Regions from separate parts of the Mus musculus genome. Here region 2 is linked to region 1. The links are chromatin loops, found by intact Hi-C in ENCODE. Cell type or tissue: heart. All regions are shown on one strand. Each heading gives the region's core, and the rest is flanking DNA. Links, peaks and the distances in the headings are about the cores only.

Region 1 (15,036 bases), core at 4,973-7,472:
AAGTATACTGCATAAATAACAGGAAGTGGAAAGTACAAGAGGCCTGCTGCATGTAGAAATGCACATAGCACAGAAGATGTGGCAGGTGATGTGACAGACTTATTTTGGCAAGGGCTCTTGGTGATGCATCATTACTGATACTTTGTTATCTCTATTAATTCTTTCTTTCTTTCTCTCTCTCTCTCTCTCTCTCTCTCTCTCTCTCTCTCTCTTTCTCTCTCTCTCTCTCTTTCTTTCTTTCTTTCTTCCTTGCTTTCTTTTTTATTAGATATTTTCTTTGTATACATTTCAAATGCTATCCCGAAAGTTCCCTATACCCTCCCTCCACCCTACTCCCCTACCCACCCACTCCCACTTCTTGGTCCTAGCATTCCCCTGTACAGGGGCATATAAAGTTTGCAAGACCAAGGGGCCTCTCTTCCCAGTGATGGCCAACTAGGCCATTTTCTGCTACATATGCAGCTAGAGATACGAGCTCTGGGGGTACTGGTTAGTTCATATTGTTGTTCCACCTATAGTGTTGCAGATCCCTTCAGCTCCTAGGGTGCTTTCTCTCTCTAGCTTCTCCATTGGGGGCTCTGTGTTCCATCTTATAGATGGCTGTGACCATCCACTTCTGTATTTGCCAGGCACTGACATAGCCTCATATGAGACAGCTATAACAGGGTCCCTTCAGCAAAATCTTGCTGGCATGAAACCCACCTCTATTAATCACTTCAATGAATTCAAAGAGTGTTGAACAGTGTACGGACTTATTGAGAGGATTGAAGGGGCAAGGTATGAACCCAAGAAGCACTTTCATTGAGTTCCTGTACCCTCAGCCCCACATTCACCCATAGCTTCATCCTGGGGGAGCACCTCCTTGTTCAAAGCTCAGTGGCACTTTCCTTTCACCTTTCATCATGGTGGTGCATGCATACACCAGTGTTAAGAAGCATCATGGACCTGGCAGTGGCAGCACATGCCTTTAATGCTACCACACAGGAGACAGAGGCAGATGGATCTCTGAAAGTTCAAGACCACCCAGGGCTACACAGAGAAATCCTGTCTCAGAAGAAAGAAGAGGAGGAAGAAGTGGAGGAAGAAGTGGAGGAGGAAGAAAAGGAGGAGGAGGAGCAGTAGTAGGAGGAGGCAGAGGGGGAGGAGGAGGAAAAGAAGGTGAAGGAGGAGGAGGAGGAGAACTCACTGCGTAACAACAGTATTTTCCCACAGCTAGGACTGATTGTTGTTTTTATGTCATAAACCTCCATTTTGACTGCTCACCCTCAGCTCTTAACTCAGTTAAGACAGTTTGTTCAGTCCTTGCAGCCTTGCCTTAGTGATTGTGATGGATAATCTTACCAACTTGACTAAATTGACAAATGCTTGTGAACAGTAAGGGCTAGCTCTGGGACTGTGCATGAGGGCAGTCCAAAGAGGGTTGATAAATGGGGAAGGCTGAAGGGAAAATCCATCTTTAATAGAGTGGTTCCTGGAGATAATAAAAGGGAAATAAAGCCAAGGCCCTGTGTTCTTTTTCTCTCCTCCCTAGTTTGCCAAGGTCTGACCTGAGCTGCAATACCCAGCCTTCTTGGCTATAATAGCCTGAAGTCTCTGGAACCTGAGCAGAAATAAAACTTTTCTCCTCGAGTTGTTTCTGTTGGGGTTTTTGTTACAGCAGGAATGGAAGACAGCTGAGGCAGTTACTGTTCCCAGACCAGCAGAGACGAAAGTAAAATGAAGCAGCTTTGTGAACGAGCCATTTACAATCTATACAAAGTGATTCCCTAGTTAGTTCTACTCCACAAGGAAAAGGATTATAGAAATATTGATGCTATAAACAAGCCCCTCAGAGCACATGCTGTATAGACTTGTAGATTGCTACACTACAGTCACAGACTGCTGCCCCCTGACTGCCACCACAACATGTGGTGTGACATTTCAAAATTCCATAAGGCACATAACAAGTGGATAATGAAATACCTGATAAAGCCAATAACTATGGTGTGATTACTAATCCATTTTCTATATCTTCCTGCATAAAAGGATGTGTCCTGCTGCAAAGTACCATGTTACATAGCACATCACAGGAAATGACCAGGAAAAGCAAATATAAGTGCTGATGACCACCCAATTATTAGAGGAGTGATTTGAGTTGCTGACTTGATTAGGTTGAGGGTCATTTCCAATGCCCCAGTGTGCACTGAACCCTACATTCTGATAAAAAAAAAAAGAAAAGAAAAGAAAAGAAAAAAGAAACTAAGGTGGTTTGACATTAAATGATAATCTCTACTGCGTTAACAGATAAGGGGACTGAGGCACTGATCAGGCCTCAGTGTAGGTAGACACCAACTAGCCAGCTAGAAGGCCATACAATGGTGAAATGTAAATGTGGCTCGGTTGTTCCCAAGCCAGATGTCTTCTACTTGTGTATTTTGTTTTGTTTTGTTTTGTTTTTATTTGTTTGTTAGGCTGTTTGTTTTATGCCCTGAGTTTTTGAACTTTGAACTCTGGGGTCTATACTTTGTGATCTTGGGCTTTTGACATGGGGTAAGTCTTACACTATTATCTTCCTTAGTTATAAAACGTTTAGACTTGGAGTGAGCCATGGTGCTAGCTTGCCCAGTTTTCCAACCTCCCCGTTAATTCACTTGGGAGTCTTCTCAGTCTCCATAAGCAAGTGAGTCAGCTCTCCAAGTAAATAAATTATCTGACTAACTAGCAGATATATGTTGATCATAAATAGATCATAAATACATACATACATATATAGATGATACATAGATATATAGCTATCTCCTTTTCTGTTCTGTATCTCTGGACTAAAACAATCACATACTCCCAAACTGGATGTTCTATTATGGAAGGAGCCCAAATAAGAAGTGAAATGTAGATGATTCAAGCCTACCAAGGGACAGTATTACACCCAAATGTACCTAGTGGTTTTCTTCTTAGAATCACTTTAGGCTGAGTTCTGTCTCCTCAGCTTCCCTCTGACACTGAAAGCTATCTACTTGATACTGGACTGCTAACTAAACCATTGCTAATGTTAGGAGCTACTAGCAAAGTGATAGAAAATCTTCATCACATGGATGCTCTTATGAAAGTTGGGGTGAATAAACACCCCGCAAATTCCTCATCTGTTTTTTTTCTAAGTCCCTGCATAACAAGGGTAAGAAGCATTTAAGTCTTACCATGTTGGAAACATGGTTTTTGATCTCTCACCAATACCCTTTGTTCCTTTTAGGTTCTGTTGCTCAGACCCCAAACTATGGTAGTTGCTCTTTTGCCAGAGTTCCTTTATCCATCTGCAAATGGGTTTGAGTTCTCTTTTCAAAGTGTGCCCAGCCAGACCCACTCACATCACTTTTCTACAATTCTTGCACTACTCCGAGCTGTTACCCTCTCTTAGCTGACCCATTACTTTGGACTTATAACTAATTTCTTGTTTTCATGCTTTCTCCTATATGACCTATTCATCACATAGTAAACAAAAGGGTTTACTACAGTGTTTCTGAGACAAAGTCTCATCATACAGACCAGACTGGTCTCAAACTCAGAGTCTGCCTGTCTCTGCCTCCTGAGAGCTGGAGTTAAAGGAAGAACACCACACTTGCCAATGGTCTTTAACTAATCTAGTCAGCTCATATTATTAATAGTATAAGCTACATATTTGTGACCTCAAAGAATATATACATTGACACTTAAATCACATTGTGATTACATTGGAAATGAGATCCTTTAATTGAATATTAAAAAAGAATAATAAAAAACTTTCTAGGAAAAATCAATAGTATGGTGTGGCAAATGATGTCTAAGCATTTAAACTATCAGCAGCTTAGCTTCTCTTCAGGAACACCTGCAGAAGAGCACTCAGTGGCCTATAAAATACACATGGTCATGCAATCTGGAGGCAGGACTGTGTGAGAGGAGGAAGTGGATCAACAAGGGGAGAGGAGGCAAGGAGAGGAAAAGAAGGGAAGCCGAATGATAATGAAATATAATCTTTCCTTATGAAAATGTAGCAATGCAGGCAAGGTGTGATGATAATCAAAGAACTCACTAAGCTGAGGCAAGAACATTAACATGAGTCTAAGACTAACCTAACATAATGAAACCCACTATGTTGTCTGTTATGCTGGAAAGAGTTAATTTTAAAATAAAATAGGCAAAAGAAGATGCTCAAATGCAGTTACTTAGATTTTTTTTCTCACTATATTGGAGCTTCTAACCATCACCCTCAGCCCAGGAAGTTTTTATTACTGACAATAAAACAATAATTTAGCTTTATGGAAAATAGAGTGTACTTATGTCCCTCTGGGTTTGCAGTATAACTACGATTAGCAGCTGGAGACAAAGAAAACCCAGCTAGAAATGCCTCTTCTCCAGGAAATTCTCTCCCACACTGATTTATGGCCACCGTAGACATGGCTGTGGTCAACTGTTTCTGCTCACAGCCTGGCCAAGCTTGGGTAGCCTGAAGCAACCAGGAAGGCAGGTTTCAATTGGCAGTGTTGTGTCCCTGTTTAGACCTTGTGACTGGAGTATCCTGCTTTGGGATTTGGGTCAGTCAATCAGCAGGTATTTATCCTGCTTTCTTTGGACCCAGAATACTGTTAACTCAGCAGGATACCACAGGCAAAAGCAAAGTGTTAGAGGCAAGCCAGGGAAAAGCAAACAGTCAAGTCCAGGCTTACTTGACATTTCACTCTCTTTCACTTCCACTCCACAGCCCATCACCTTGTTCTCTGCCTCTCTCTGTATTACAGCCAAGCTCCACAAAAAAATAGTCTTCAGTCTCTGGCCCCTGTCCTTAGAGTCTGGGGTTTTCCCCTAGCCCCGGTTATTTTCCTTGCTTCTCAGTGCTCAGGTTTCCTTGGCAAAACTCACCGGTGGCTTTCCTGCGGTCAAATCCCTTACTATCCACTCCCTTCCCACTTTAATTAAATCACCTGCTGGGTTGCCAATGTGGGCCATTTCCTCCTTGGAACTCTGGCCATCCACAGCCTTGATTCCAAAGGCAGACTTCTCAGAGCACTCCTTGGCTTCTCTGTTGATTCCTGCTATTTGGGTGTTGTTGTTTTTTTTCTTTTAAGAAGCTGTTCTGATAACTCTTTAACCTACATAGCCTTCAGTTTCTTTTATAGAACCAGCCAGCATTCACTTGTCTTTTTTTTTTCCCTCCATCAAGAAGTTCCAGGGAGGCTACGGGGAGTCTATGGAGGTGATCCTAGCTGAAATTTCTATCAGCAGGGGCTATAGAAACTGAAGTGGCTACCTCCTGAAGCCAGGTAGGACTTCCAGTGGAGACAAGGGGACATCAATCTACCCACAAAACCTTCAACCTAAAATTTATCCTGCCAACAAGATGTGCAGGCATAAAGATGGGGCAAAAAACTGGGAAACAGCCAACCAATGACTGCCCCAACTTGTGATCCATCCCATGTGAGAGACAACCTTGACACTATTAATTATACTCTGCAATGCTTGCAGACAGGAGGAACCTAGCATAACTGTCTCCGGAGAGGCTTCATCCAGCAGTGGATGGAGGCAAACGCAGAGACCCACAGCCAAACATCAGGCAGAGCTCAGGGAGTCTTGGGGAAGAGTGGGATGTAGAACTGAGGGAATTAGAGGAATCAGAACACTACAAGAAGATGCACAGATTCAACTAACCTGGGTCCATGGGAGCTCACACACACTGAATCACCAACCAAAGAAGACATGGGCCTAGCATCTCTATATACATGCAACAGATGTGCATCTTGGTCTTCATGTGGGACCCCTAACAATTAGAGGCTGTCTCAGACTCTGTTGCTTCTCTTTGGATCCCTTCCCCTAACTGGACTGCCTAGTTGAGACTGAGTGGGAGAAGATATGCTTAGTCCTACTGGGACTTGATGTCCCAGGGCCAAGGGCAGTATGGTACCCAAGGGGGATGGGGAGGCACCCCCTTTCTCTGAGGAGAAGGGGAAGTGGTCGTTGGAGTAAGGATTTATAAGGGGCAGATTGGGAGGAAAGGATGCAGGGTGGCTGCAATCAGGATGTAAAGTGAATAAGAAAATAAATAAATAAATAAGTGAATAAGAACATAAATAAATAAATAAATAAATGAAAGGTGCCCATCTTTCACTCAGAAGTCCATCCTTGGTCTATTTTCCTTGTTTCTAGCAAATATCTTTTTATTTTTTAATCAAATAATCAGATGGGTTTTTTTTGCTTGTTTTTTGAGAGAGGTCTTGTTATGTAGTCCACACTGGCCTTAATCTCAAAAGAGTCTTCATGCCTCACAACATTGCATGCTGGAATAGAGCTATGAACCACCATGCCCAGCCCTTCCGCACTAATCATATCTGTGCTGTTCCCTTCGCTGAAGTTAGGCTTCTGTCATATATCTCCTGTTAACGTTCCTCGTCGTTCAGCCTGACAATCCCAGAGCTGAATGAGGCATCACCAGACAGGTTTAAATAACTGTTGCTGGTACCTATTAAGACTTTGCAAGAAGTGTGTGTGCGTGTGTGTGTGTGTGTGTGTGTGTGTGTGTGTGTGTTTACATGCATGCGTGCATGTGTGTCAATGTACTTAACTATACTATCAAGCCAGGGATATTTGTTTGGTGACAAAATATTACTTAGGCTTTACAATGAGCTCTTCTAGGTAAAAAGAAAATAAAACAACAAAAAAAAAGTTACTTGGAACAGCGTAAAAGAATACACGAGGGAGAACAGAGTAAAAATTTTTAACACATTCCTTCTTACAAAGAAAGAAATCAGACAATTTTGGTTTATTAAATTAATAATCTGTTTCAGGGTGTTCCACGATCATTACTGGCTGCATCCTGTGACTATCTGGAGGCCAGAATGACCAGCCAAGCACTATGTCTTCATGCACACACACACAAATAACTTTTACAAAATTCACTGGCGTGCTCAACAAAGTTTGCTGTGTTCTTCGAACTCTCTTGACCTTGAGGAGGTGGTTTGCCTACAGAAAGCCTTTCAGCCAAATTGAAGTTGGACTCTTCTTAAAGGTCACATGCCCTTGTATTGGAAACACTTCTAGTACATTTTTATTTCCTCTATTGGCTCCAAACTACATTTTTTTCTCACAGAACAAAGAGAAGTGAAGATCAATGAAGCAGATAACCAGAAACCATACTGGAAATGAGCCTTGTGATGGGGTAATTGTCATCCTTATGTCAGAAATTATTGGTCCCAGCATATCCCCTTCCAATTCTCCACAGACATCAAAACTCATAGGTGCTCAAGTGCCCAGCACAAATGCTTTAGTGTTTGTATATGCACATTCTCCTGTGTACTTTAAACCTCCGTAGATTACTCATAATGTCATCCCAATGTAAATAATTTTAACACGGTTTTGCTATGGAATAGTTTCAATTAAAAAAAAAAAAGTCTGTTCATTTTCTGTGTACATATGTCTAAAGAATGTTTTTGATCAGATGTTGGCTAAATTTACAGGTGTTAAACCCATGGAACACAGAATCAATTGCACATGGGTGAGGAAAATGAGAAATGCTTAAGTCTGTGGTAAAGAAACACATCTATATGAGATACAAGAAGACACCGATAAGTAACCAGGTACAGAGCCTTTCCATGCAGTCAGTGTCCCTCAGAGAATAAGGGAGTAGACATTCAAGCAGCAAGTACCCAAGGCTTCTGTCTACACTGCTGATATACCCATACTGAAATAGTAGATAGTTCAAAACCAAAAAGTTTAGAAATTTAGGCCTAACGAATAATTTTAATTATATATAATTGATTTATTCCTCTAGAAATATCATAGCTTGTCCAGTGATTTAAATAACTGTTAACTTTTTGGTGTAGATATGAACCAAGTGTTGATCTCCTCACTTCCTAGAAAGAGGGGAGCTTGGTAGAATTGAAGTAACCTAGCAAATATGGGGTAGGCCAATCCACTGGCTGAAATATGTGTATAAATGTGTGTGTGTGTTGTGGGTGTGTATGTGAGTATGTGTGTATAGTGTATGTATGTATGTGAGAATATGTGTATGTAGTCTGTGTGTGGTTTTGAAAGATTACAAGATATTTGGGAATATACAAGCTAAAATTGCAGTCATTGTTAGTAATACTTTAATCAATTTAACTGTGTATCAAATCACTACTAAATAGTAGCTTTGAAGAACAGCTGAGGATGACAGCTTTCAAATAAGCTGTAGGCCTAGGTGCAGGGACACTTACATTTAAAACCAGTTATGTAGTTTTCATTCCATAAATATTTATTGGGACCTAATGCTGCTCTTAGTGGGGCCTAACGCTGCTCTTAGTTTCCATGCTAGACATTATGGATGACAAAACCCTTGCCATCCAAGGAGCCTGTTTTTCAACCCATTAAATGGAGGATTCTATTAATAATTTAGCAGTTTGAATACCCCCCCAACACACACACACACACACACACACACACACACACTTACATGTATTAGACACAGTATTAGAAAGTTCAGCTCTTAAAGTAATCATACAAAAGAGATATAAATAAAACTTTATGTGTTTCTAGTTTTATATAATGAAAGCCATGCAAAACGATGCACTATGTTTCAAACAGACTTTTAAAAAAGACATATGGTAAATCAACATGAGGGCAATGAGAATCTCACATCAGGCCCCGCCTTACCTCTTTCAGCGCAAGCCTTGGCTCCAACATTGAATACTCTGGTGCTCTTTCTTTTTTTTTTTTTTTTTTCTCAAACTGCTCAGTTTTTATTTATTTATTGCCATGCTTGTTCTTTTTCATGTAGGTCTGAATCAAAGTTATCACTCATACCTGGGCAACAGAGTTGATATTGAGCAGAGAGAGCTAACTGGGAATAATGTGGACTTTTGAAACTGCCAAGCCCAGCCTCGTTAAAACACCTCCTCCATCAAGGCCATGTGTTCTCGTCTTTCCCAAACATTTCACTAACCCAGGACCAAGCATGTAAACATATGGGGAAGGGGCATTTTCAACTAAACCACTGCAGTCTAACTGTGTGGAACTTGTTTGTTTTTTTTAAATTAGTAAACAACATTGTTAAGATATTTTCTTAAGTCTAAAGATCGAAACAATTTTTGAAACATACCTTGGATGCTTTAAAAATAATATGAGTAGGTGGCAATAATGAGAAAGTTTTCTTGTACCATTTTATCTTGTTATATACATACTTGAATATTTTACCTTGTATGTATGACCCCACACTCCAAAGAACTCAGAAGAGACTGTCAGATCTCCCTAGAGCCTGAGTCACAGATAGATGTGAGCCAACTTGTGGGGTCTGAGAATGAAGCCCAGTCCTCTGCAAGAACAGCAGAGCTCTTACCCTCTGAACTCTCTCCAGGCCTGACAACTTTTTAGAACAGTGCTCGTACATCTTGACTGTGTTTTTTTCCAAGCAGCATGGGTTCCTGAAATGTTCAGTACTGACATGCTTCCATCTACCCATACTAAATAACTATTCACTTATTCAGTAAATAGTCACTGAACACAAATGCCATGTCAGTTGCTATACATTAAGTTTGTAGTAGTAGGGACACCACAACGGACAATCAGAAATGGTCCTGAGTACTCAGGCCTGCACAGCATAATGGATGGAGACATCTGAAAGAACCATGGTATGACATATGGTGAGATGTACACAGAGGATAAAATAACTCAGGGAGGATATAAGGTCTTGATGAATAACAATATAATAATTATAAGACCAGGCCCATTATTTTCAGAATACCATGGTGGTTTCAAAGCCTGAGTATACATTTAGTAGTTGTAGATATTTATAATAGACAACAGGCCCAATGGGTTTTTATTATTTTCTTTTTTTAATTACATATTTTCTTTATTTACATTTCAAATGTTATCCCCTTTCCCAGTACCCCCTCCTTCTGGAAACCCCCTATCCCATCCTCCCTTCCCCTGCTTCTATGAGAGTGTTCCTCCACCCACCTACCCACTCCCACCTCCCTTAGTTCCCCTACACTGGGGCATCTACTGAGCCTTCATATGACCAAGTACCTCTCTTTCCATTGATGCATAAGAAGGCCATCCTCTGCAATATATGCAGCTGGACTCATGTGTACTCTTTTGTTGATGGCTTAGTCCCTGGAAGCTCCTGGGGGTCTAGTTGGTTGATATTGTTGTTCTTCCTGTGGGGTTGCAAACCCCTTCATCTCCTTCGGGCCTTTCTCTAGCTCCTCTATTGGATACCCTGGACTCAGTCCAATGATGGGCTGCAAGCATCCATCTCTGTATTTGTAAGGTTCTGGCAGGGCCTCTCAGGAGACAGCCATGTCAGGATCCTTTCATCATGCACTTCCTGGCATCCACAATAGTGAATGGGTTTGATAACTGTATATGGGATGAATCCCCAGGTGGTACAGTCTCTGGGTGGCCTTTCCTTCAGTCTTTGCTCTACACTTTATCTCCATATTTACTCCTGTGAGTATTTTGTTCTCCTTCTAAGAACAAAGCACCCACACTTTGGTCATCCTTCTTCTTCAGCTTCATGTGGTCTGTGAATTATATCCTGGTTATTTGGAGCTTTTGGGCTAATATCCACTTATCAGTGAGTGCATACCATGTGTGTTCTTTTACAATTGGGTTACCACACTCAGGATGATATTTTCTAGTTCTATCCATTTGCCTAAGAATTTCATGAATTCATTATTTTTAATAGCTGAGTAAATGTAGCTGTGTAAATGTACCACAATCTTTGTACAGATTCCTCTGTTGAAGGACAACTGGGTTCTTTCCAGCTCCTGCCTATTATAAATAAGGCTACTATGAACATAGTGAAGCATGTGTCCCTATTACATGTTGGAACATCTTCTGGGTATATACCCAGGAGTGAGATAGCTGGGTCTTCAGGTAGTATATGTCCAATTTTCTAAGGAAACACCAAGCTGATTTCCAGAGTAGTTGTACCAGGATGCAATCCCACCAGCAATGGAGAAGTGTTCCTCTTTCTCCACATCCTCACCAGCATCTGCTGTCACTTGAGTTTTTTATTTTAGCCATTCTGACTGGTGTGAGGTGAAATTTCAGGGTTGTTTTGATTTGCATTTCCCTGATGACTAAGGATGTTGAACGTTTTTTTAGTTGCTTCTCGGTCATTCAATATTACTCAGTTGAAAATTCTTTGTTTAGTTATGTACCACATTTTTTAATAGGGTTATTTGATTTTCTGGAATATAACTTCTTGAATTCTTTGTATAGCCCTCGACAGGATGTAGGATTGGTAAAGATCTTTTTGCAATCTGTTGGTTGCCTTTTTGTCCTATTGACACTGTCCTTTGCCTTACAGAAGCTTTGCAATTTTATGAGGTTCCATTTTTTCTATTGCACATCTTAGAGCATAAACCACTAGTGTTCTATTCAGGACTTTTTCCCCTGTGCCCATATCTTCGAGGCTCTTCCCCACTTTTTCCTCTATAAGTTTCAGGGTCTTGGTTTTATGTGGAGGTCCTTGATCCACTTGGACTTGAGTTTTGTACGAGGAGATAAGAATGGGTTGATTTGCATTTTTCTACATGCTGAGCCCCAGGTGAACAAGCTCCCTTTGTTAAAAATGCTGTCTTTTTTCCACTGGATGGTTTTAGCTCCATTGTCAAAGATCAAGTGATCATAGGTGTTGGGTTCATTTCTGGATCTTCAATTCTATTCCATTGATCTTTCTGCCTGTTTCTATACCAATACCATACAGTTGTTTTTAATCACTATTTCTCTGTAATACAGTTTGAGGTCAGGGATAGTGATTCCCTCAGAAGTTCTTATATTGTTGAGACTAGTATCTGCTATCCTGGATTTTTTTGTTATTCCAAATGAATTTGCAAATTGCTCTTTCTAACTCTATGAAGAATTGAGCTGGAATTTTGATGGGGATTACATTGAATCTGTAGATTGCTTTTGGCAGGATGGCCATTTTTACTATCTTAATCCTACCAATCCATGAGCATGGGAGATCTTTCCATCTTCTGAGATCTTCTTCAATTTCTTTCTTCAGAGACTTGAAGCTCTTGTCATACAGATCTTTAATGTGCTTGGTTAGAGTCACTCCAAGGTATGTAATATTATTTGTGACTATTATGAAAGGTGTTCTTTCCTAATTTCTTCTCAGCCTGTTTATCCTTTGAGTATTGGAAGGCTACTGATTTGTTTGACTTAATTTTATATCCAGCCACTTTGCTGAAGTTGGTTATCAGCTTTAGGGGTTCTCTAGTGGAATTTTTGGGGTCACTTAAGTATATTATCATATCATCTGCAAATAGTGATAGTTTGACTTCTTCCTTTCCAATTTGTATCCCTTTGACCTCCTTTTGTTGTCGAATTGCTCTAACTAGAACTTTGAGTTCTATATTCAACAGACTGGGAGAGAGAGGGCAGCCTTGTCTAGTTCCTGATTTTAGTGGGATTGCTTCAAGTTTCTCTCCATTTACTTTGATGTTGGCTACTGGTTTGCTGTACATTGCTTTTATTGTGTTTAGGTATGGGCCTTGAATTCCTGATCTTTCCAAGACTTTTACCATGAAGGGATGATGAATTTTGTCAAATGCTTTTTGAGCATCTAATGAAATGATCACGTGTTTTTTTTTTCTTTGAGTTTGTTTATGTAGTGAATTACATTGATTGATTTCCACATATTGAATCATCCCTGGGATGAAGCCTACTTGATCGTAGTAAATGATCCTTTTGATGTGTTCTTAGATTTATTTGGCAAGAATTTTTTTGAGTATTTTTGCATCAAAGTTCATAAGGGAGATTCATATGTAGTTCTCTTTCTTGGTTGAGTCTTTGTGTGGTTTAGGTATAAGCATAATTATGGCTTCATAGAACAAATTGGGTAGTGTTCCTTCTGTTTCTATTTTTGTGGAATAGTTTGCAGCGTAGTGGTATTAGGTTTTTTAAATGTCTGGTAGAATTCTGCCCTAAACCCATCTGTTCCTGGACATTTTTTATTTATTGGGAGACTATTAAGGACTGCTTTTATTTCTTTAGGGGTTATGGGTCTGTTTAGATGGTTTATCCGATCCTGTTTTAACTTTGGCACTTGGTATATGTTTAGAAAAATTGTACATTTTAACCAGATTTTCCAATTTAGTTGAGTATAAACTTTTGTAGTAGAATCGAATGATTTGGTTTTTTTTTTTTTTTTTTTGATTTCCATGGTTTCCGTTATGTCTCCCTTTTCATTTCTGATTTTTTTAATTTGGATACTTTCTCTGTGCCTCAGGTTAGGCTGGCTAAGGGTTTATCTATCTTGTTGATTTTCTCAAAGAACCAGCTCCTAGTTCTGTTGATTCTTTGTACAGTTCTTTTTGTTTCTAATTGGTTGATTTCAGCCCTGAGTCTGATTATTTCCTGCTGTCTACTCCTTTTGGGTGTATTTGTTTCTTTTTCTTCTAGAGCTTTCAGGTGTGCTGTCAAGCTGCTGGTGTAAGCTCTCTCCAGTTTCTTTTTGGAGGCACATAGAGTTATAAGTTTTCCTCTTACCACTGCTTCCATTGTGTTCCAAAGGTTTTGGTATGATGTGTCTTCATTTTCATTAAACTCTAAAAAGCCTTTTATTTTCTTTCTTTACTTCTTCCTTGACCAAGTTATCATTTAGTAGAGCGTCATTCAGCTTCCACGTGTATGTGTGTCTTCCATTGTTTTTGTTGGAATTTAAGACTAGCCTTAGTCCGTGGTGATTTGATAGGGTGCATTGGATTATTTCAATCTGTATCTGTTGAGGCCTGTTTTGTTACCAATTATATGGTCAATTTTGGAGAAGGTGCATGAGGTTCTGAGAATAATGTATATCCTTTTTGCTTTAGGATGAAATGTTCTAGAAATATCTGTTAGATCCATTTGGTTCACAGCTTCTGTTAGTTTCACTGTGTCTCTGTTTAGTTTCTGTTTCCATCATCTGTTCATTGATGAGAGTGGGATATCGAAGTCTCCCACTATCATTGTGTGGGGTGCGATTTGTGTTTTGAGCTTTAGTAAAGTTTCTTTTACGAATGTGAAAGCCCTTGCATTTGGAGCATAGATGTTCAGAATTAAGAGTTCATCTTGGTAGATTTTTCCTTTTACCAGTATGACGTGTCCTTCCTAATCCTCTTTGGTAACTTTTGGTTGAAAGTTGATTTTATTAAATATTAGAATAGCTACTCCAGCTTGTTTCTTGGGACCATTTGCTTGGAAAATTATTTTCCATCCTTTTACTCTGGGGTAGTGTCTGCTTTGATCACTAAGGTGCGTTTCCTGTATCCAGCAAAATGCTGGGTCCTGTTTCCGTATCCAGTCTGTTAGTCTATGTCTTTTTATTGGGGAATTAAGTCCATTGATGTTAAGAGATATTAAGGAAAAGTGATTGTGACTTCCTGTTATTTTTGTTGTTAGAGGTGGTATTATGTTTACTTGGATATCTTCTTTTAGGTGTGTTGAAAGATTACTTTTTTGCTTTTTCTAGGGTGTAGTTTCTGTCCTTGTGTTGGTGTTTTCCATCTGGTATCCTTTGTAGGGCTGGATTTATGGAAATTTATTGTGTAAATTTGATTTTGTCATGGAATAACTTGCTTTCTCCATCTATGGCAATTGAGTTTTTCTGAGTATAGTAGTCTCAGCTGGTGTTTGTGTTCTCTTAGTTTCTGTATGGCATCTGCCCAGGATCTTTTAGCTTTCATAGTCTCTGGTTATAAGTCTGGTGTAATTCTGATAGGTCTGCCTTTATATGTTACTTTACCTTTTTCCCTTATTGCTTTCAATAGTCTTTCTTTGTTTAATGCTTTTGGTGTTTTGATTATTATGTGACGGGAGAAATTTCTTTTCTGGTCCAGTCTATTTGGAGTTCTGTAGGCTTCTTGTATGTTCATGGGCATCTCTTTCTTTAGGTTAGGGAAGTTTTCTTCTATAATTTTGTTGAAGATATTTACTGGCCCTTTAAGTTGGAAATCTTCACTCTCTTCTATACCTGTTTTCCTTAGGTTTTGTCCTCTCATTTTGTCCTGGATTTCCTAGATGTTTTGGGTTAGGAGCTTTTTGCCTTTTGCATTTTCTCTGACTGTT
Region 2 (15,036 bases), core at 6,417-8,916, 120 kb after region 1:
TCAGTAACAATCAGCAAATATAACCAATATAATCAGAGGCTATACATAACTTCTTAGGCTAATTATACACTGGTGTTCCCTCCCTCGGAAGTGCTACATGAGAACGCAAGGGTACTACTAGCATTATAGTTCTGCATGAATAGTTCAATTGCACACAAGTTCCTGGCGGGCTCTCTTTTAGCAGGGCAGTTTCACTCAACATCAGCGGTGCGTACACTCAGATATAGCACTGGAATATAGCATCAAACCGCTCATGTCCTTTGTAAAGTGACTCTTTTGTTCTTGTTCTAAAGGCTAGTGCACCTTTTCCTGAGGGTCTCTGGCTCCTGTGAAACTTAAGGGTCTTCTGGACAAGTCTGATCCATTTGAACTTAAATGTCAGACACCCACAGTACCTCACAAGTTTTCCACAAAATACACATCTCTGAAGAAAACAGCCAGTTGTCTTGTAGTTAAGTTACATTCCAGAGCTATTTTAGTGTTGTACAAGTTTTAAAGTAACTTATAATCATCTTGAAATGGGCAGAATTTATGAAAAATTAGATGAAATTAATACTATTTATATATTCATTTAAAAAATTTCCCCATGAAAGCTATGAATACTCAAAGTAAGCCAGAAGCAAAATAAAAAAATATAAGAATAAAAATACAGTAATAGAATTTGTGAGAAATGGTAGAACATTTTCATAATCAAACACATATTTTATAGACCACAATAAGACAGGAAAATGTCTAAGCAGAAATGTGTAAGAGCAGATTCTGAGTACCCTGTAGTCGATGAGGATGGCTTTAGGGAACCATGTCTCCAGTTATGGTTCACAGCAATTGGTGGCAAAGTAAAAACAAGATCCTTTGTGTCTAATGCATATAAGACAGTGGAATAAATTACATAATCCAGGGGGTGATTCTCTTGATTTATAATTATTTTGGTTATCAAGGTCAATTTGAAAGGTCCTATAAAAATGTCTACTGTTGGCTCGTCATGTAAGAAAGCCCCTTCTGTCCTTCCTCTGGCCTGCCTTTCCTGCCTATACAGTCCCATCTTTGGAGGGCCAGTCATAGTTTAAAATTCAGCTTTAAGAATCATCTTTCTCAGAGAAGCACTCTGATTACCTAAGCGCCAATAAACTCCTCATTACCTGAGTGCTGTTTCCTAACACTGTTAAAGTAGGATTTCACTTTGAATCTTTTTTTTTTCACTAACTAATTTGTGAGATTATCCAAAGTGCTTATCTTTACTCACGAGTGCCCAATGTGATCAACATGAAGAGCATAAATAATTTAGCTGTGTTTTTTAAAAAGTCATTTGGAAATATGCTAACTTTTCTTATGACTAAGAATGCTAAAATATGTAAAAACTAGATTGGAGGACTATGAATAATATAAATTCTAGATATTTAATTAATGTTTACAAAGTTATAAGGTTATTTCTTAAAAATGCTAATGAATCAACTAGAGTTTGAAGGTCATATTATTTCCTGGATGAAGTCCTACGTGTTGAAGTTAGAAACTTTGACAATTGTAACTTTTAAGCTGTTCTAAATTTTTACTCCTGAGATAATCAAGAAGCAACTGTCTTGCTAAAGCCTTTTTAAAACCGTCTACTGCTGCTTCCTCGGAGACTCAGTACATTGTTATTTGCCTTGGTGCTTACCTCTGAATAGAGAGGTGGGGGCAGGAACCGAAACTCCTGGATATAAGCAAACAGTGGTCCTTGGAGAGCTCTCTCAAAATCATCACAAGCACCCACTGGGGCGAGATTATTCCGTCTCTGTTCCTCCGTTACAACCTCTGCATAGCTGGGTGGTGCTGAAGGAGAAAGATACACGCAATTCGAACAACATGTTCTTATGCATGTCAAGATACACAGAATAGTAGATATTAAAAAAGTGTCATGTGAAAGTGTAATTATTTGTTTGGTGATTAAAACAAGAGAGACATATAACCAAACTTAACATTAAGGTCACATGTGCTAAGGAAAGGTACAATTTAACTAGGAATATAATATACCAAAACAAAAGAGAAAGTCTTAATAGTACTCGAGTCCATTTAAAACTGTGTTATGTAATTACCTTCAGGTCTTTCAGGAAGGGCCAGAGCCAGCCAGTTCATACTCATGCTACACTGACTGCTCACACTTGAGGTTCTGCTACCAAACGGGTGCAGAGGGATGGTCCCGATGACGAGGGGCAAACTGAGAAGCAAATCCATGGCCCCAGGAATATCCACGTACACCTACAGAGACAGAAGCTTCGGTCAGCACTCCACGTACAACCGTCTTTAAAACACACCCTAATTCTCATATTAGCTGTGATTTCCTTTTAATTTCTTCACAATTTCTCTTTTATGTGCCATGTTCTAGGCTTATGAGAGGTAGAATTACAATGCAAAGTTTCACATACACATTTACACCCCACTTTAAGTGGACTACGAAAACCATACTTGGATAAGCTAACACTACAACCCCACAACTTTAAGTCATAAAAACTTCATACTTTACACCTACCATTAGCGAATATTCCACTCGGATTATACTACAGTCGAGGATGGAGGGTGAAACCGGTGGGATTTTGAGCAGCTTGCCATTCCACGTCTCTGTCTTCCCAGAGGATAAAGACTCGCCACGTAAGTTTGCCACAAGCTGTTTTACTTCCTTCATTTTCCCTTTGGCATAGAAGGCCTGCGTCTGGTAAATGGCCGCCTTTGGCACTACCATTCGGGAAGAGCAGTTCTCAATCTCGGCAAATATCTGGATTGATTCACCTGCAGAGGGAAGCCGTTACATTTACTATTAGAAAACAAGCCAACACCCACTATAAAGTGTAGACCTCTGAAGCTCAACTATGAAGCCCATATAACTCTATGGCAGAGAAACCATCCTGGACATGAGCAAAGTGACTTCCAGTTAAAACAAGACCTGCTCCCTCTCGGTATCCCAAGAGAACAGCAGCCCCCACTGTAAGAAGAAAACGGACAGAGACAATGGGAACAGCTGTCCTAGGGAAGACTGGGTGCTTACTGTTGGTATTTGTCATATTCGATGTGCATACACAAATACTTAGTAAATTGCTTTTTGGGGGCTTCAACCTCACACATACCTGGGGTGTAGCCCTTCCTTTCAATCTTGGCACTTAAGGATATGGGGCCTGAGGTGCAGAACCAGCAACAGAGTGTCTTTTCTTTTGTGCCTGCTTGGGGTGACTGTAAAAAATAGAGAAAAAACATCAATGTACAAACTCATAAAAATGCCACATTTTAAAAATCAAATTAGAGAATTGATTTTGTTCCCTTAGTCAATGGTTTTAAATGACACCAACTTCTGTCTTTATATAAACTTCCATTCAATAAAGAAAAAAAAATGCTTTACATCCTACTCCAAAGCAAAGTTTTAACCCATCATGTGCAAATAAAAACTAATGAAAATAAGCAAAAAAACCCTTTCCAAATTCTGCATAAACTGTTTGAAACTTGGTTGTAATTCCAAATGGTAACATCTTACTTTGAAAATGTAAAAATTTAGTAAGCTGTCCATTTAAAGGTTGAATTTTATTTCTTTAAAGATGTCATTTTTTGTTTAAACCTAATAGTTTTTGAAGCCAAATTTGAATTAGTCTTATAAAATGCAATTTAAAAAGAAATGAAGATTTTTTTTTCATGAAAATGCTGACTCCCCATCACTTGACACCTATCCCTAATTGGAAGAATGCAATGTAGTACAAAGTTTGATTTGTGACAGTTTCAAATAAGAGTAGATGTTATTGTCTTAAACGATAATATTGTGCATCAAATCATTTAGAAACCAGGCTTTGTTATTGCTATGTTCAGAGTAAAAGATACTTCACATCACATACTGGTCTTTTAAATTTACTTAACACAGCATGAAAAATAGGAGCACATTACTCATTTGCTTGTGTGCTCTATTTCTACTGTATTTTAAAATAGTCATTTTTAATGGAATTTAATAAAATTGCTTTATTAGAGCTATGGAGATTGCATAGATTAAGTAACTATTCTTTATGTATTAAGTTAAAAAGCAATCCAGAATTCAGTCAGTTCTTACCAGTAATGAAGGAGTGTTGATATCTATGTGCTCAAAGACTGTAAATTCCTTCTTTAATTTTACTGGTAGAAGCCAAGGCCTATGCAATTCGGCTTTCACCCAATAGCGCACACTGCCATGTCGGCCTTCGAATGAGGTAGCAAGTGGTCTGTGTAAAATATAAAGATGGATATATTAATCTTATGCCTGTTTCTAAAAATTCAGTATTAGATCAGAATAAACCATTAGCATGTTGAACTGTCTGTAAGGTACCACGTATAGAAAGATGTCACCATGCGCTGTTTTTGGATCAAGGAGGTACCACACGTAAAATTTCTTACAGCTTTCCAAAGGGATAAGTCACCGGGGAAAGATCTTTTATTTTCAAGTAATGATGAGAGGTAAATGTAACAGAAAATTTGTTTTTAAAGCCACAAGAATACAATTCTTTTAAACTAAAGAGCCTACTTTTAATGTTGGTGGCAAAATTATGAAAGTTAAATACTATTCTTGAAAAGGTAAAAATTTTAATACAAAAAAGTAAAAACTGGCCTTACTATTTCTATTTTAAAATCCTAGATCCTAATCAAACATCCAGAAAAGAGTCTTTATACTGCTCTACTTTTGTTAGCCAGGAATTAGAGCCTCTTTTTATAGCAACTAATTAAATATAGCATAAAATGTCTAGGATACTCTCACAATTGCCTTTTTCATAAATTCACAGAAATGGGAATTTTTCTTTATACCCCTGTCCACTCCTATTCTAACTCTCCCTTGGCTGTTAACTAGCATTACTTTCTAAGGCTTGAAAAGAAAAATATTTCTAATAAGCCTATGTCAAAAGAGTCAGAACTGTTTCTCAACTTGGCCAGATTGTAGGATTTGGTGTTTATAAAATGTTTTAAGAAGCAGCCTGACCCATTAGAGAAATGTTCAGCATTGTTACTTCCAAGCCAGAGGGCTAGATTATCCCGGTAGAAGTGCCACTATTTTACAATGGTTATGAACTCTACACAAAATTCTAATTCAGAACGAGTAAACACAAAGTTAAGATACAGCCAAGGCCTGATAAACTGATATGAGCTAAATTCATTCTCTAGATCAATGCAGGTGCCAGTTTACAGGCTCCAGTGTCTTAAGAGGCATTATGCAAAAATGTTTACATATTCTATCTCAACAATCTGTTAAAATGCTAAGAATGTACTGTATTTCAAGCTTTCCACTCTGGTGGCTCTGACAGACGTTTCCTTTTAAGTCCAGGTTATGATAGCTTATGTAATGTCCTCAGTAGCTCTGTATACAAAGCTATGGAATGTGTGTCTAAAGAACAGACCTCTCCTTGAGTGTTATCTTTACATTCTAAATTTATTGCTAATCATTTACAATAGAAGAAAAGACAGAATACTGAATTTTAACCCAGTGAGCCTCAGCTTTCTTCTACTACAGCGAATAATAAGCAGCTGATTGAAGGTTTACTGTTTGACTAGCACCTACTGAATCACCAGTCCTAAATTAAGTACTGTTTTATAAGCTTCAAACACTACTGTAAATTCTAACAACTGAGTGTGCTTTCTGTAATTTTGCCACATGAGATTAAAAATAGCTCCTATTTAATATGTTGTTTTCCTCTATCAAGTTTCTATAATGAAAAGGGTTTTTTTAAACTAAAAAAATTAAAAACTCCGTATTTAAATATGGAGTATCTAATTTTATAAGACCGTGCTTGACTAAAAGTATCCATAGAAAATACCTATTCCTTAGAATACTTACGTCTGTGGAAGCTCGAAGCTAAATGCATATTCATGCCTTCCTGAATGAATAGTGTGGAAGCCTTCTTCAGAATTATCATCATCTAAAATGAAAAACACAAGAAAAGAAAATCTTGTTATTCAAGATGTTCTTCATGATCGAAGCCACAAGCTTTCATCTTAAGCTATGAGTTCCATTATCAACTTCATTATTTCCTCTGGCTAAAATAAAAATCCTTACTTTCCATTTTTCTTCATTCCTCAAATCGGGACGATGAATAGTTATACTTTATAGCATGTTTTATTTTAGTGGAAAAGAAAAACAGTTAAAAAAAATGTATCAAAACCAGGTTGTGGGACTACACTGTTATCTTGGCCACCAGTTGTTTACTTAAGTGCGAGTAAAACAAAAATCGTAGAATACTTTTCAAATTGCCAGTTTTTGATGGCTACTGGCTTTCTAGAGAAGACTGTTCCAGTTCCACCCTGGAAGCAGAGTTGGGAGGACCCCTGGGACTCAGGGCCACCCAGAGGGGACCCTGTCAAAAGGAAAGGGGTAAGCAACTGTTTAAAAGCTAAATACAATTGTTTACTTAGACAATATTCAACACTCAACTGGTTTTAGCAGCAGACTGAAATCTGTTTTTATAAGTTTAATTACAAGGCACAGAATTTAAAAGATGCTTACAAAGAAACCATTTTTTTCAACATCCTTAAGTCTAATTGGGTAGTTTCCATTTGTAGGGGCTTGGGCGGGGGCGGGGTGGGGGTATAAGCTTTCACTTAACCCATTTCTTCTGCTCGGATTCATTTGTGTGTGTGTGTGTGTGTGTCGTGAAAATAAATCAAAAATGTGAAAAGGTCCTTTTGGCTTTCTCCGTAATATACCAAAGTCTTACTAGCGTTACTTGATGGGCAATCCTTTTTAATTAGAATGGGATGGAGGTGGGGGCTGGCGCTGCATCATTACACTTCACCTAAGTACTGAAAATACATACAAAATATGATTTTCCTCCCCAAATCATCGTGACCCGCCCATTTCTGCACACTCCTGCCCGCGCCTCCTGGGGAGCCCCTCTAAGTGTCAGCCCTGAGGACCGGCCAGGGGACCGTGGCCCGTCAATTCGCTCCCTCCAAGGCGCTCAAACTTCGCCTCCCTCTCCCTTTCTTCCTCCCGGTTCCCTTTTGTGCCAGCTCAGCAGTCTCATTGAGGCGAGCGGCGGCCGCCGCGCCGTGGTAAACAAGTGCCTGGCTGTCAATCAAGAACTAGACTGGAGCAGGAGAGGACCGGCCTAAACCGGCGCTGAGCAGCTCTCAGCCGGCCCGCCCGCTCGCGCCCGCGCTCCGCGCGCCCCGCTATACATACGGCATACGTCGCGCGGCGCTCGCGCCCGCGCAGCCTAGCCTGCTGAGCCGGGGGCGGGGCCACCGCGCGCCGCGCTTCCGCTTTCCACGCCCCAGCCGGTGACCGGTTCAATCTGGCTCAGGCCACCCTGACACCTACACAGTTACAGCCGGGGGGAACTGGGGCGGCGGCAGGGAGGCGAAGGCCCGGGGGGGAATAATGGGCGAGGCCGAGCTGGCCGCAGCGTTCTCTGCAATGCCCAGCCTCTGTCACGTCCCCTCGGGTCAGACAGGTACCAGCCCCGGGGCGACCCTGACGCCCGCACGTTTCTCAGTCCCCGGTGGGAACCGAGCCTGCACCCAAGGCAATGGCACCTGCGGCGGCTGCGCTGGGCGAGGGGCGCGCCCAGAAGCCGAGGTGGCGGGCCAGGAGGGACCTTTACCGGCGCACGCCGGTTCCAAGCCTCGCCCCAACCGGCGCGAGCCGGCTTGATCCTCCCCACCCCCACCAGCCCAATCCAATCAACGCCTGGCATCGCCTTAGCAACAGGCTAACAAACGCTGCTCCGCCTATCGCCGGGCGCCTGGGGCGGGCGCTCAGCTACCAGGCTAGTTTGAGAGCGAGCTGCCAGTTTGAAGTCATTGAAACTATTCCAGCCCTGCGAGCCCGTCCACGCGTAGCCAGGCTTGCCGGGGCACCTCGCAGGGTGCAGGTAGTTATCCTAACCGTGAGATCGTGGTGCAATGGATCAAGTGTTTGTCCACAGAACTCTCTATCTATACCCCCCACTACAAGTCTGAACTCTTCGAGGCAAAAGTCTTTGTCTCTTCTTATTTCATTAAAGGCTGCAACGTCCAAGCAGGCTCAAAAGCAAATTCATGTGCCTGCCCTTTTTTTTTTTTTTTTTAAAAAAAAACGAGAGCGCTGTCATTAGGCATTGTACGCCCCATCCGTGTGGACGCTGCAAAAAAAGAACTAGGGAACCATTCAGTATTTGGAATACCCTGGTGTAGGTGCGTAAACCCTAAGAATTGGCTTCGCCTTCATATTTAAAAGACGATACATTAATTCTGTGTAACTTAAAGCATCCTCCATTTCCCACTTGCCTTAAGTTCAATTAACGTCTCCCTAGGATGTACATTTTAGATATTAAAAAAAAACAAAGTATTCCTCTATCTGAAAAGTCGCCAGTATTTGCACTAAAATACTGCATTAGAAAGGAGAAACAAATTACATAACCAGTTTTAACATTATATTCTTCTTGGACTAGGAATTAAGTCATCGCCACCACCTGACGCGTGTAACCAATCTGCTGAGAGGAGAACAAGCGCCCCTCCTCACCATCCCCCAGAACTGGTCCGAAACAGGATTGAACCGCTTCTAACAAAGGGTGGAAACTTAGAAAAACAAGCTTGGAGTCGCCTGTATTTCCACAATGTAGGCACTTAAACAACAGATTGCAAATCTCAGGACCCCTTCTCCCTTTGACAATGCTTCAATCTTCGTCTTATACCCCAAACCCAAATCCGATGTGTCATATACTTTTCAATTCCATCTGTCTGCCATGGGTTTCATTGAATCCACGTTCCAAAGTTAGACATGATGCTCCGAGAAGAAAATCACTGACCCCGAATGGCTTCTAAAACTGACTTAATAGTTTGCATAATGATAGACATTATTCTTTGAAATAAACGATGCTTGATGTACATTTTAAAGGGAATTGGGAAAAATAGGGGGAAAACACGTGGGGGTGTTGGTGCCATATGTCAAAATAAGGGATGGAAGCCCTTTATCAAAGAACAATAATCAAGTCCTCAAAGTCGTTTGCACGTTAATATCAAAATCAGATACATCTAGCAACCTTCTTAAATGTCACTACAGTTCTTTATTGGAGCTCATTTCTGTATCTAAGATTGTAAAATAAAGGAAATCCAATATCGGACTGCAGCTTTTGCAAATGAATTTGAAAATATTAGTAAAACGACGGAGTCACATTTAAACACGTTGTAAGGTGCGTATGGCAGATATGAAGCCGGTTACAGATGTAGTTAAGTGCAGTTTGCACTCACTTTGCAGACGCCTGCATGGATTAAGGCTTAACACGCTTGAACGTCAAGGAGAAACTACAGCTTCTAAGTTTGCTAACCTTTAACAAACTGCCGATTAGAACTGCACTAAATGAGATTAAAGTTCTCATGCAAAGAAGTCGAATGTAGTGACTAATTAAAAACTTACCTCTTTCGTGCCCAATTAAGATGTCTTTATGGTTGAAATATTCTACTTCTTCAGTGTAATTCTGTGTATAGGCAGTATTGGAGCCGGCGTTTCTTGATTCCGTCCACCGTACTTTCGCATGTCCTCTTGCGTGAATTTTAAGAGATTTTACTCTGATCTCCCCGGTAACTTCTAAATTTACCCTTCCTGAGACAGTGTCCCCGCTAGAATACACGGGGACATTACTGTCATTAAGACAGTCAAAGCTTATTGTCAAACTCTTTACCTTTCCCAGCACCATGATTATAACAAAATCTATAAAAATATAATGTAAGACCAAAAAAAAAGTCAAGATCGCATATAAGATGTGATCTTCACTTAACACTGATGGGTGTCTTTGCCGTGCAAGAAAAAAAAATCATGCAGGCAGGATCAGTGATTGTCTACAAATAGTTCATTGAGATTTCTTAAAAAGTCAGGGCAGCAGAGAAGCCGCTGCTCCACGCTCCTGCTCGTCTCAGTGGTCTCCTTACAAAGACGGGCGGCTGGAGGCTGCCAGCTCACTTTAAGAGCAGCTTTGTGAAAAACAACCCTAGTGCGCAGGCGCAGGCTGCGACTGCGGCCAGCCTTCCAGCGCGCTCCCTCCCGCGCGGCGCGCGCCCGGCTCTTGCCGCACGCTCCCGGTACAGTAGGTGTGGAGCGGGCGCCGCCGACTTCGGTGCATGGGCCGCTGCGATTGGCAGGCGGGCACCCCGCCACCCCCGCCACCCCCGCCACCCCCGCCACCCCCGCCACCCCCGCCACCCCCGCCGCGGCCGCAGCGCCGGCCCCGCACGCGCTCCCGGAGCTGAGCAGAGGGACCCGGCGGCGCCAGGCCAGGAGTGTGCGCCTGGGCCGCGGACCCGGAGGACGTGCGAGCCGTGGGGGAAGGGGAGAAACCAGTTGGGCAAGCGGTTGGTGGCCCGAGTCTGAGCTAATGAATTTCAAAAGAAACGTAATAAAAAGCAGACAAATATTGTTCATAGAAGAAAGCGTTGTTGACTTGGATAGAAATAACAAAAGCAAGCAGGACTTTGTAGGCTGGGTGGCAATGGACTAAGCCAAGGCCTGAGGAGCCAAAGAACAATGCTCCAGGCAGCTCCCGTCTTCAGCTCCTACAGCATCAAACCCAATCAAGTTGTCTGTGTAGTGTGTAGGCCTGACCACTTCCTCGAAGGGAGAAAAAGTCCTTTTTCAAGACATCACCTTTTGCTCCTTTTGCAGGGAATGACTCGATTACAACTCCTGTATCAGGAATAAGAATAGAGCTCACACCCCTAATTACCACCTCATAAGAGGCGGTTTGAACATAGTCATTTAGCTGACATTGTTTACAACAGACTGAAAAGCCTTAGGAAAGCATATAAGGTGGTTTTTGGTTTTTAAGTATGATTTGTTATATAAGTGAGGCTTAATTTTGTTAAGCCTTACTTTTAATTCAACATGCTAATTGCCGTGCTGCATCTTTAAATACAGGCACATTTCTCCTTTTTTAATGCCTTGAGTAAAATACTCAGTCATAAACATCACCAGGATTTAGGGGGTAATAGATCATTAACAATCAACATAACCTCATAACAGGGCTATGTTATAAAATCCTGTATTATGCCTAACCAAAAAATGTGGGGGGTTGGTTGTCCATAGTTAAACATTAGATTTTTTTTTTGAATGATAAATCTGGATAGGTCGAATCACAACAAACTAAACACATTCATCTTGCTGTTTTCTTTATTTAAAAAAGAAAAAAAATCTACATGTTTAGTTAGATTGAACTTGACACTTGAACTGAAAAAAAAAACCTAAAATATAACTATGTGAAGAATAATTACTGGAAAAGCCAAGAAGAGTTTAGCTTTTTATGCATAAAATTACACATCTGTGTATTTGGTCCGGGGTGGGGGGTAGGGGCAACTTTCTTCTCTTGGTTGACACCTGGTGGATAATCCAGGTAAAGTGTCTAACCCTTGGGCTAAGGGTTGGTAACAAATACTATTGGTGTTTTTCTCCCCCTAGTGGTAACAGCCACGTCTTTGCTAGAATGTCAAGTTTCCTTCAGTATGAGGTGGATTTCAGCATTAGACACCACAGAAGATTGAGCAAGGAGTGGAGTTAAAAGTGGGCACAACGAGAATTTACATTATTTTTTAAATTTTATTTATGTATGTATATCTATGTAAGAGCACGCATTGTGTGTTCTGGAACCTGTTAAGCCAGAAGATCGGTGGCCTCAGACTCCCTGTTACTGGAGTTATAGATGTGAACGTGGCTACGTGGGTGCTGTGAACTGTATCACATTTCTGAAAATTAAGGATCACTATGTAAGAGCCTGAGAATTGCATTTAATGGAAAAGGATCCTAGTATTGTTTGTAGTTTGTAAAGTTTCTAATGGGGAATCAACACCATCCCTGTATTGCTCCCTCTTTTATTTGATGCTCCTAGGATCTTTTGCTTCATTAGATTTACTTTGCTATTAGTCTAATGTGACTTCTCAAAGACTTTAGTAATGGACACATGCTAAACCTTAACCAATAATTTTTACCCATGTTGCATTTATTTCCCTTTGGTCCCCTTTTCCTTTTGAGGTTTTGTTACATAGTATTCCTCAAGTGTGTAAACAAGTATATTTGATTCATTTGGCTTTCCCCTCCTAGTTATTGAAGCCACAAAAGCATGACGAACAAACAAATATGCTGGTACCTCTAAGTACTTGTGTATATTTTCATTTCTAAAAGAAATGTTATGCTTAGGTCAAATTTTGTATGTTATTTCTCTTTGATTTTAATAACTTTGCATTTGCAGACTCAAAATGTCTCCCCTTGAGACAGCTGGGAGTGCTGGGTTGTGGCGTGCTATCTTGGGCTTCTCTGATGTTTCACTGGGACACTATTGTATTTTGATTTAGATTTCAGCTATTCATCTTCACACCAAGGCTCTTTCCTGCTGCAACCCAGCCTACATCTCATATGCTTTGTCCTCCTACTCATCTGCTAAGTCTCTCCTCCTGTCAAGTACATCTTCTGCCCCCTTTGTTGGCTTGGCTTGTTGTTGCCAATATGTAATTTAAAGGCGAGAGTCACCAAGAGGAATCGGCTCCTAGGAAATTCACATTTTACTGACTGAAAGTTTGTACTAGGGGAATGTTGCCCTTCCCGTCACCTAGTAGTCTCTCTTGATAATGAGGTTTCTAAAAGCCAGGCATGGTTGGGGCACCTGTAATCCTAGATTTGGGGGTAGGGGTAGAGGCAGAAGTATCAGGGATTCAAGTCCAGTCTTGGCTATCTGAGATCCTGTTAAAAACAAGACAAACAAACAAACAAACAACAGACAAAAACAGTAGCCACCAATAAGACAGACAAAGAAAATATCAAAAAATAATATAATAAAAACCCAGACGTTACCTGTGGCTGCCACCTTTTCTATGTGCGTTGTGGAGGGTTTCACGCATCCGGTTAGTGTTACCGTTGTTAACTACCCTTACTTACAGTCATTGAACATCCTCAGGAGATGATCTTAATCCACCATCAGCTCACTGTTCATGTTGCTGTTGTTCCTGCTTGGGGAGAATTTCACTTGACTAGTTATGGTTAAAATCAATCAAGAGAGTGTCTCATGGGACACTTGCAGGTGAGGTGACTTAAGTCTAAAAGTTGGTTGAGGGCGTGCTACTCTAGAAGATGTTTTCAAGTGACCTTTTGTTGTGAGACAGCACATTTCATCTATGGCTTGGTAAATTCTCACACATAACTGGCACTTGGATTTATTTTATTATTTTTGTAATATAAACCTTTTGATTTTTGCAGCAACTGTGTCAACCAGCATATTTTACAGGAGAGAAGATGCATCAGAAATTCCTACTCAGGATTAGCCTGACTCCTTATAGTTATGTATGTATTTCACTTGGGAAAATCTGTCAGACTTTCAATGCTTTATCATTTTGGACTTTGAAAGACTTGTGTCAGGCTGTCTTATCTGTGGGACACAAGCTCCTCCCAAAGAAACCCACCAAAGAGTGATTCTTTCTTCTCCAGTAGCCATTAGCTCCCCAGGAAGAGATGGAGACTACAGAGCACCGTTCTAATCTAGGCTAGGATTTTGCTTGGCTTGGTCTTGTGCAGGTAACCTGCAGTTTCTGTGACTTCATGAGGAGTCTAACCAGAAGATGGCATTTCACTGCCCTCTCTGCCCTCATTTGGCTCGATAAATGTTGACTACCAGTGTTAAGCATAAGCTCACTGTAAGGTTATAGAATTATATGGGAAGATACTTTTTAAAAATTTTTTATTATTTTATATATATATATATATTTATCTAACAGCACACAAAGAAAAATCAGATGAGACTGATGAATTAAAAATAAATTCAAGAGCTGGAGATACGGCTCAGCGGTTAAGAGCACTGACTGCTCTTCCGAAGGTCCTGAGTTCAAATCCCAGCAACCACATGGTTGCTCACAACCATCACAGCTACAGTGTACTCATATACATAAAAATAAATAAATAAATCTTAAAAAAATATTAAGTTCAAATCACCCTTATTTAAAAAGTGAATCCTTGGGGCTGGAGAGATGGCTCAGAGGTTAAGAGCACTGGCTGTTCTTCCAGAGGACCTTGGTTCTATTCCTAGCATCCACATGGCAGCTTACAACTGTCTGTAACTCAGTTCCCAGGGATCCAACACCCTCACACAGACATACATGTGGTCAAAATACCAATGTACATTAAATAAATAAATAAATAAATAAATAAATAAATAAAATAGAGAGTAATTTTTCTTTTTAAAGTGAATGCTACCCATGATATCCTTACCTTGGTATAATATCCAACTTTATTTTAAAAAAATAAGGATTTGTGCTGGATGATTTTTGTTAACTTTACACAAATCTACACATATTTAGGCAGAGGGAATCTTAGTTAAGAAAATGCCTCCATAAGGTTGGTCTGTAGACAAGTCTGTATGGCATTGGGGGAGGACAGGCATAATTGGAAGATGGCCCTGGGCATTGTACGGAACAGGCTGAGTAAACCGTGGAGAGCCAGTAGGCAGCATCCTCCATGGTTTCTGACTGAGTTTCTGTACCCAGCCTCCTGACTTGAGTTCCTGCTTTGACTTTACTCAGCATTGGGCTGTGAGTTGGAAGTCAATTAACTGTTTCTTCTCCAAGTACCTTTTAGTCATACTTTTTATCACTGCAATAGAAAATAAAGGAAGACAGGATTTGCTGTAGTTTTATTGGTTAAAAAGCTATATCAGTATTAAAACACACAGATTTTATTCAGTAGGTTTCTACTTTATGACTTTTATGCATGATTTTCTAGTTGTTCTGAATACTGAATCAGTACAAAGAACGTACAATTCAATACAAAGGAAGTCTCAGAAATGCCCAGCAGAGACATTATTCTCTGGCTAATTCTCATGAATAGTATTTTGAACAAGAGTAGCAAGCTTAGAAAGGAAAAATATAAAATATATGATTTAAATATTAAAGGGGGACCAGGAAGTGCTGAATCCTATGTCCTAGAAGATACCAGATTAAGAGAGTGGGACTTTGCAGCAAGATCCCACTCAGTTAAGTTTAGGTCCAGGCATGGTGGTACACACCTTTAAAGGTCCAGGAGACAGAGCCACACAGATCTCTGAGTTCAAGGTCAAT

What was found. Peaks named below come from ENCODE experiments on the same cell type or tissue, not always from the same donor. Only the 100,000 strongest peaks of a DNase experiment are listed, where the experiment ranks them.
Region 2: it touches region 1 in a loop (2.3-fold over the local background); 3 of 42 quality-filtered maps call a loop at or near these places.

What each region holds. Positions count from the first base shown.
Region 1 is chr13:80,998,976-81,014,011 of GRCm38, reverse strand. The region is part of intron 1 of 9330111N05Rik (RIKEN cDNA 9330111N05 gene); the gene reads right to left. Among named protein-coding and RNA genes, the nearest start is that of 9330111N05Rik, 42 kb to the right of the region's middle. In heart, for the core only: no CTCF peak of the experiment used is centred there; no DNase peak of the experiment used is centred there.
Region 2 is chr13:80,878,261-80,893,296 of GRCm38, reverse strand. It overlaps Arrdc3 (arrestin domain containing 3), which reads right to left and starts at 9,875. Exons shown (of 8, transcript NM_001042591.1): 1 at 9,368-9,875; 2 at 5,810-5,891; 3 at 4,061-4,208; 4 at 3,099-3,201; 5 at 2,507-2,763; 6 at 2,073-2,235; 7 at 1,655-1,809. The coding sequence starts at 9,647. In heart, for the core only: no CTCF peak of the experiment used is centred there; DNase peaks (open chromatin) are centred at 7,206, 7,696 and 8,456; H3K4me3 peaks cover 2,500 bases; H3K27ac peaks cover 2,500 bases.